Regions from separate parts of the Homo sapiens genome. Here region 2 is linked to region 1. Evidence: read pairs that join two places in POLR2A ChIA-PET (ENCODE). Cell type or tissue: HepG2. All regions are shown on one strand. Each heading gives the region's core, and the rest is flanking DNA. Links, peaks and the distances in the headings are about the cores only. Region 1 overlaps ERRFI1-DT (ERRFI1 divergent transcript). Region 2 overlaps ERRFI1-DT (ERRFI1 divergent transcript).

Region 1 (4,395 bases), core at 262-4,261:
TGGCTCACCTGAAGTCAGGAGTTCAAGACCAGCCTTGCCAACCTGGGGAAACCCCATCTCCACTAAAAAATATAAAAATTAGCCGGGCATGGTGGCACATGCCTGTAATCCCAGCTACTCAGGAGGCTGAGGCAGGAGAATCGCTTGAACCCAGGTGCTGGAGGTTGTGGTGAGCCAAGATTGCGTCACTGCACTCCAGCTTGGGCAACAGAGCGAGCCTCTGTCTCAAAAAAAAAAAAAAGAAAGAAAAGAAATTTGAATGTGTACATCTAGCCAATGATGGGAAAAATCTAAAAAAAATTAAATACAAAGTGCACATCTTTGGTCTGGCTGCAGATTTATTCATTGCAGCTTTTAAAAAGTTTACATTCTTTTCCAAGTATAAAACCCTTTTTAAAAAAATGTTGTAACGATATTATTGTGACAAGTGTTGGCATTTATTGAGTGTTTACTATGTGCCAGGCACTACTTTATATTTGCATTGGCTCTTTTCATCCTCACAGAAACCTGTGAGTCCCTACTGTTATCTCCCTCTTTTTGTAGATGTGGAGACTGAGGCACAGAAAGGAAAGGTTAAACGGTTTCTCCCGAGTTACACGGCTAGTAAGTGGCAGAGGTGGGACTTGAACCCAAGTGCCTCTGCAAAGTTCAGGGACTGGGCTTTGAATATAGAAATATTTAGTAAGTATTGAAAACCATTAAATTTATTTCACTATGACAATCTTATTTATGACCGAATTATCCATTTTTAATTTTTATTTGTTTATTTTTGAGATGGAGTCTCACTCGGTTGCCCAGGCTGGAGTGCAGTGGCACGATCTCAGTTCACTGCAACCTCTGCCTCCCAGGTTCAAGCAATTCTCCTGCCTCAGCCTCTCGGGTAGCTGGGACTACAGGCAAGCACCACCAGACCCAGGCAATTTTTGTATTTTTAGTAGAGATGGGGTTTCACCATGTTGGCCAGGCTGGTCTTGAACTCCTAACCTCAAGTGATCTGTCCACTTCAGCCTCCCAAAGTGCTGGGATTACAGGTGTCAGCCACCGCGCCTGGCCCATTTTTAATTTTTAAAAAATGTTTTTTACTGTCGAGTAGGGGTTCAGGACAGACTGCCCCCAAATATGCCACTTTGGAATGTTGGTGATTTTGAGCAGAAAGCACTGGAAAACAGTAAATGCAGAGACATGGTTTCCCTGAACTCCTCTCATCTGCCCAAAGGCAGAGCCTCCAAAAGGACATCAGTTGTCCTAAGTCCCCTCCCCAGGAGTCAGCAAGGGCTGCCTTAACATCCGGACAAACTGCCACAAACCCTCGTATCTCCCATCTAGTCTTCTAAAGGCCCATTTTTCTTTCCTAAAAATCATTTCCTCTCCTCACGGTAGCCCACATCTCCTCTCCCTTTTCTCTGTTAAGATGGCATCACTTTTTTGTGATATTGTTTTTTTCTTCCTATGATGGCCCCTGTGCACATATTAAAAATTAATAAATTTGTTTACCCTTTTTCCTGTTAAATCTGTGTATTGTCAGTGTATTTCCTAGACCCAGCTATCGAACCTAGATGGTAAAGTCTTTCTTCCCCTGACTCTATTTCAAAGCAATAAAAAAGTTTAAAATGCCCCAAAAGACATAGTTTACTCTATGATTGGATTATTAGAAGACGTTAGCCCAGGGAGGTTCTACTCTGTTTTTCAGGGGTGGAGCTGGTACTAGAATTCACAGCCTGGTTTTCATCCCAGCTGGGCCATTCCACAAATGGAACTTTAAACAAATACTTCTCCTCGAAGTAGAAGCTGGGTTGGGGTCTGGTCTTGAAGGATGGATCTGAAATGGCGGAGGAGAGCCTGGCGAAGCCCTCCGGCCTCCTTCCCAACGGGTCCCAGCTTTTTGCCACTTCCCTACCTTGTATTTGGCTACTAAGGAATCTAATCTGTCCAGTTTTTTATCTTGGTCATCCATAGTGTTCTATAGATCACATAGAAAGATGGTTACAATGTTCAGCACCTCTTGCTAAACATCCTGTCCTGGAGGCACATGGAGAAGGTTGACAAAGCCTCATTCCTCTGAAACATTTCATGCAACGGATTTGGTTGAAACCCCAGATTGTGATCTGGAGTCTTTAGCAACTGTGCTCATTTCCTACCTTGAGCATTTCATTTTTGAGCAACTAGAATAACAACTGGTCTTTTTTAGTCTTGACCAAAGGGGGATAAGGGAACCAAAAATCCTTTGCTCCTCGTTTCCTGTTAGATTGTGAAACAAAAAGGTAAACATTTAACGGAATGTGGCAGCTCAGAACAATTACCCCTATTGTGGCATGAACACTGATTTCTATTCCTTTTTACACAAACTCCTTCCGGTAGAGAAGCTGAACAAAAGAACGTGCCAGCCCAGCCCGTGGGCTCCTCAGGCCGATCAGATCGGGAAGTGAGAAACGCCGGCAGAGATTTGCTCTGGGAAAGTTTGTAGACATTTTCAAAGTCAAGGGTGAAGTGTCCTTGGTTTACTTAGAATCGTTTTCTTTAAAGGAAATCACTGTCACAACTTCAGAAGCCCCGACATGCCTGTGTAGTTATGAGAAGGGATGAAGGCTTCGCATAGCTTCATAACCTTGTTATTAAGAGTCTGGAACTCAGTGACTGGCTGGGTGCTTGACCCTTTGTTCAGTAGCCTTGGCAAGTGCTCTCATTTTCTTCCTTTTTAGGTTTCCCCACTGCGAGCCCTTCGAGAACAATGTCATGTTGATCGATGGCAGTGACTCACACCAGATCTTTCCATGCCTCCTCTGCAAGGACTCAAGAGAGTCGAGAGCAAAACCGTGCCATAGTTCCATAAGGAGGGCAAAGAGCTTTATCCACGCTGAGGAACAGGCGGATCATGCGGCTACAGCACTGGTCTTTACCTTTTAACTGCTTGATTCGAAACATTCCAGCCAGGAACAGTGGCTCACACCTGTAATCCCAGCACTTTGTGGGGCCAAGGCAGGTGGATTGCTCGAGCTCAGGAGTTCGAAACCAGCCTGGGCAACCTGGCAAAACCTCATCTCTACAAAAAAATACAAAAATTAGCCAGGCCTGGTGTGTGTGCCTGTGGTTCCAGCCACTCGGCAGGCTGCGGCCAGAGGATCACTTGAGCCCAGGAAGTGGAGGCTGCAGTGAGCTGAGATCGTGCCGCCACACTCCAGCCTGGGTGACAGAGCCAGACATTGTCTCTAAAAAAAAAAAAAAAAGAAAAGAAAAGAAAGAAAAAAGAGAAATAGTCCAAGACTAGGGAGAAAACCTTCTTTGGGGTCAGTGTGAACCATTCTTTCATTTGTTCAGCAAATGCTTACTGAGGAGCTACTGTGTCCCTGAAATTGCCTCCACCTCCAAGAAGACAGTGGTGAGCAAGTCAGACAATACCTCTAATCTCATGGTATTTATAAGTAAATGGGCCGTTAAAATTACCAGATCAGAAGTGCTGTGTTCAGCAAATAGAGGCTCATGGGAAACTCCTAAGAAGGGCTTCTGAGCTGGACTTGGGGGTCAGGAAAGGCAGAATGAGGGGGCTGACTCATCCAGACTGGGGCGGGGTTGCCGGGGGTGCCTCCCACTTACTATCTGTCTCCTTCTAGACTGACTTCTCTGTCATCATGAATACACCCCTTTAAGACATACATTTAAGAGAAAATAAGAGGATGCCTTATTTATTTAAAGGTTTGTTACAGTTTTACTAACAACCACATACCTAAAGGAAAGTCGCAAGTAGAGCTCAAAAACTTTTTTCTCTGGGGCAGTGAAGAGTCAGTTGCCAGCCAGAAGGCCCACTGAGCCTGAGCACTTCAGGGTGTGCTTCCTACAGATAAGGACATCCTCCTGCATAACAGGAAAGGGGTCCTGATCCAGACCCCAAGAGAGGGTTCTTGGATCTCGCACAAGAAAGAATTCCGGGTGAGTCTGTAAAGCGAAAGCCAGTTTATTAAGTAAAGGAGTAAAAGAATGGCTATTCCATAGACAGAGCAGCCCTGAGGGCTGCTGATTGCCCAGTTTTATGGCTGTTTCTTGATGATATGCTAAACAAGGGGTGGATTACTCATGCCTCCCCCTTTTAGACCGTAGAGGGCAAGTCCTGATGTTGCCATGGCGTTTGTAAACTGTCATGGAGCTGGTGGGAGTGAAGCAGTGAGGATGACCAGAGGTCACTCTCGGCACCATCTTGGTTTTTGGTGGGTTTTAGCCAGCTTCTTTACTGCAACCTGTTTTTTCAGCAATATCTTTATGACCTGTATCTTGTGCCGACCTCCTATCTCATCCTGTAAATTAGAATGCCATTACCATCTGGGAATGCAGCCCAGTAGGTCTCAGCCTTATTTTACTCAGCTCCTATTTAAGATGGAGTCGCTCTGGTTCGAACGGCTCTGA
Region 2 (4,395 bases), core at 222-4,221, 81 kb before region 1:
AGCTGTGATTCATAAAAACTGGGAAAAAAATGTAACAAAATCTTAGTTTTCACTGACTTAGAAATATAATAAAATCGACTTCCTATTAGTGCACACCATCCTGAGGCATCAGAAGGTACCCCAGGACATCCATGGTAACCATTACATTCATTCAACAAACATTTACTGAGTATCTTACTACATATATTTCTAATGGTTTCTACTTTTTCAAAGTAAAATCCAGAAAAATTTCTAGTCATTTGAACTTTGCTTCTATTTGAAGTTTTCTTTAATTCTTTATATGCATTTGTCCTGTCTCATTAGAGTATATGATCCTAGTGAAGATTATGATTTCTTTTGTATCTCTTATAGCACACAGCACCACTGTTGACTGTCTTGGCCATAAGCTTAAACTATAGGATGGAAAATTCAGGTGGATACAAACAGCCTAATTGATATAAAAATGGAAAAGAAGCCTCATCAGACCAAGGCTGTAGATTCTACCTCCTTAAAATTTTTCGAGAATCAAATAAACTCTTTGAACCAGTATTTTTACCAGCACTCTAAGGAAATAGGCCAGGCACAGTGGCTCACGCCTGTAATCCCAGCACTTTGGGAGGCTGAGGCAGGTGAATCACTTGAGGTCAGGAGTTCAAAACCAACCTGGCCAACATGGTGAAACCCCATATCTACTAAAAATACAAAAATTAGCTGGACATGATGGCTTGTGCCTGTAATCCCTACTCAGGAGGCCGAGGCACAAGAATCGCTTGAACCTGGGAGGTGTAGGTTGCAGTGAGCAGAGATCCCGCTGCTGCACTCAGCCTGGGCGACAGAGTGAGACTCCATCTCAAAAACAGCAAAAAACTGAGGAAGTAATCACAATACAGAAAGCTTTATACCCAAAGAGGTTCAATATGGTGTTATTCATAAGAGTGAAAAACTGGCCTGGTAGTAGGACAACTGGCCAAGTAAAATACAGACTATTCATATGCTAATGAGAATTTTATAATTAGGAGTAATATGATTATGAACATTTTGTAATTGAGAATAATGCCTAATAATAGCTAACACTTTTGTGGCATTTACTAAGAACTAGATACTGTTCTAAGGCTTGACATATATTAACTTAACTTTCACAACAACCCTACGAGGTACATCCTATCGTTGTACCCAGTTTACAAGGTGAGGTTAGGTCATGTGCTCAAAGTCACACAGCTAGGAACTAGATTCCAACCTAGGCAGTTAGTTTCCTTTTAACCACCACAAATTCTTTCATGATCATGTTCAGTGAAAAAAGTCAAACACAGTACCTGGCTGACAAAACAATCTGTACAACAAATTTCTGTGACATAAGTTTACCTATAACACAAACCTGCACATGTACCCCGAACCTAAAATAAAAGTTTTTTTAAAAAGTAGAATACAAAATTGAGTATGGAATATCTATCCTCATGTTATCAGTTAGGACTTTTTTTTAGTGACAGGAAACCCAACTCAAATTGGATAAATAAAAAAAGGAATTCAGTGGATCAGTACTGGAGAAGACTAGGATGTCGCTGCACACATTGCTTTGTTCACATGTTCAGATGACATCATGCAGGGCAAGACTTTCTCTAACTTTTGGCTTTATCCATGTTTGTGTTGACTTCATTTTGAGGTTCCTTGGTGGCATGATGGCTGCCAGCAAACCCTGGGATCATCTAATTAAAAATTTTAAAAACAACTTATTTAATAGTTTGAACAAAAACCCTGGGCCTGATTCTCACAAATCGAAACTGAAGGCCAGGGGAGTGCAATGTTCCAATTGGCCAAGCCTGAATGTGGGACCTCATTTGGAACCATGGGGGGAGAATCAAATCCATCTGAGGCTCAAGTGCAGAGGAGGACCAAGAGTAGAGGAGGACTAAGAGTAGAGGAGGTGATAGCTTCCCAGAGTAAGACTGAAGAATGGACTAGGAAAAAAAGGAAATGGATATTGTCAGCATACATCAAGTGTCCACAACAGCCATTTTCTTATGTACAGCATTTGACTCTGTTCACTTACAAATTTCTTAAAGTTTTCTGTTCTTTGACCTCGGTAACACTACACGTCACACCTTTTGATACCTCTCCTCAGTCCTGCTCGGTCATTTATTCTTCTCTTCCTTGTATGCTTAGATGTTGGCGTCTTCGAGGCTTTCTTTACTTATTCCTTAGTTTAGTCATCTCATTCTATTCCTGAGCTTTTATTATGATGTCTATGTAAATTACACCAAAATCTAATTGTAGTCCCATTTTCTCTCCTGGCCTGTAGTCCCTTTTTTTTTTTTCTCCTGGCCTTTAATCCCATATTTTTAATTTCTTACCAGTGCATCTCTCCTGGATATTTGTTGCAGACTGGCTTCTTGGCAAGCAGTCTTTGAGATGGAGATGAACATGGAGGACATTTATTAGAGTGTTGAAGGAAGGGTGAGGAAAAAGAATTGGGCAGAGGGAGAAGTTAAGTTGTGATCCATGTACGACATAGGCCTTAGCTAACTACATGCAAAGCTCTGGAACAGGATTGACCCTTTGGAGTTGTCCTAACTTGGGCAAGAGAGCTGGACCTTTTTTCCTCTAACTCTTATTGGTCAGTCATTGATATGGCTTGCCTTTGGAAGGAAGAGTAAGCTTGGAAAAGGCAGTTTTCTTCAGCTGAGTCACTCTCCAAACAGGGTTGACAGCTAAGGGCCATGTTCTGGCAGCATTCCCAGGAGCTTGAGGAATAAGGCTTTTCATAACTCATTGGGGATCTGGGTAGCTCATCATGGAAACTTCCTTTTGTTCTCTCTGTTGTTAGTTTATCCTTCCTCACTCCATTTTCCTAGTAGTTTTGTTGATGTTTCTACTTTGATATTTTGAGGCTATATTATTCAGAGCATACATGTTTAGAATTGTTAAATCTGTCTGATAAATCCAACATTTTGTTAATTTGTAGTAAGCCTCTATCTCTAGTAATAATTTTTGCATTAAAGTCTATTTTGTTTGATACTTCTTTTCTTTACTTTCTTTCTTTCTTTTTTTGTTTTGTCTTGTTTTGTTTTGGGACAAAGTCTCACTCTGTGGCTTAGGCTGGACTGCAGTGGCATGATCTTAGCTCACTGTAACCTATACCTCCTGGGTTTAAGCGATTCTTGTGTCTCAGCCATCTGAGTATCTGGGATTACAGGTGTGTGCCACCATGCCCAGCTAATTTTTTGTATTTTTAGTAGAGACAGAGTTTTGCCATGTTGGCCAGGCTGGTCTCAAACTCCTGGTCTTGAGTGATCTGCTTGCCTCAGCCTCCCAAAGTGATGGGATTATAGGCGTGAGAGACCACGCCTGGCCTGTTTGATATTTCTGGAGTCACAATGGCTTTCTTTTGGTTAGTACTTTGGTGTATTTTTTTCTAAAATTTTCTTTTTACTCTTTGGGTGTCCTTAAGTTTTTGGTCTGTTTTATAAACAGCGCAGAGCTGGATTAAAAAAATCTTTGTCTTCCATTGGTGAGTGTAGTTCACTTATAATTATTATGATTACTGATATATTTTACTGATAATTTCAATCATTTATACCATGCTATTTTGAACTGTCTATTTGTCTTGATTTTAAGGGTTTTTCTTTCTCATTTCTTGCATCTTTTCTTTACTCGTTGCATTTTTTTCTCATCTCATGCTCCCAATTTGGAAGTTATACCCTCTATTTCTCTTTTTTGGTGGTTACCTAGAAATTGTGAAATGCTTAACATAGCAAAGTCTAAAGCTAGTATCTTTACTCTCCTGAAAAATACAAGAAACACTTAAGAACATGTTAATTCACATCACTGCCTCCTAATTTTCATGTTCTTCCACCTCCCAATTTTCATGTTTTTGTCCAGAATTTAAACTTCTGTTTTTTTTTTTTGTTTGTTTTGTTTTTTTTTGAGATGGAGTCTTGCTCTGTCACCAGGCTGGAGTGCAGTGGCGAGATCTTGGCTCACTGCAACCTCTGCCTCCTGGGTTCAAGTGATTCTCCTGCCTCAGCCTCCCTAGAAGCTGGGACTACAAGTGTGCACCACCACCACGCCCAGCTAATTTTTATATTTTTAGTAGAGACGGAGTTTCGTTGTTTCTTTCCCTTTCTTTTTTCTCCTGCTATAACTTTGATTAGATAAGTATTAGATCTTTTTACTCTGTCCTTGGTGTCTTTTAACTCTTTTGTATTTTCTATTTCTTTCTCTTTTTGTGCTACATTTTGTATAGTTTCTTCAAATCTATTTTCCAGTTTGCTATTGCTCTCTTCAGCTATATCTGCTACTTAACATCAATTGGCTTTATAATGTGAGTTATTATATTTGTCATTTTTAGATGTATTTTTTTCAAATGCACCTAAAAATAATCACATATCAAAAATAATCAAATACATCTTGATTATTTTT

Evidence for each region. ChIA-PET counts read pairs that join two places held together with the same protein. Peaks named below come from ENCODE experiments on the same cell type or tissue, not always from the same donor. Only the 100,000 strongest peaks of a DNase experiment are listed, where the experiment ranks them.
Region 2: POLR2A ChIA-PET joins it to region 1 with 13 read pairs; 8 of 35 experiments call an interaction of 5 or more read pairs at or near these places.

What each region holds. Positions count from the first base shown.
Region 1 is chr1:8,118,775-8,123,169 of GRCh38, forward strand. ERRFI1-DT (ERRFI1 divergent transcript) reads left to right here. Exons shown (of 3, transcript NR_185980.1): 3 at 2,700-4,395. Among named protein-coding and RNA genes, the nearest start is that of LINC01714, 88 kb to the right of the region's middle. RefSeq lists an enhancer at 2,333-2,642. In HepG2, for the core only: no CTCF peak of the experiment used is centred there; DNase peaks (open chromatin) are centred at 2,207 and 2,677.
Region 2 is chr1:8,038,109-8,042,503 of GRCh38, forward strand. The region is part of intron 2 of ERRFI1-DT (ERRFI1 divergent transcript); the gene reads left to right. Among named protein-coding and RNA genes, the nearest start is that of ERRFI1-DT, 14 kb to the left of the region's middle. RefSeq lists a silencer at 2,501-2,795. In HepG2, for the core only: no CTCF peak of the experiment used is centred there; a DNase peak (open chromatin) is centred at 2,663.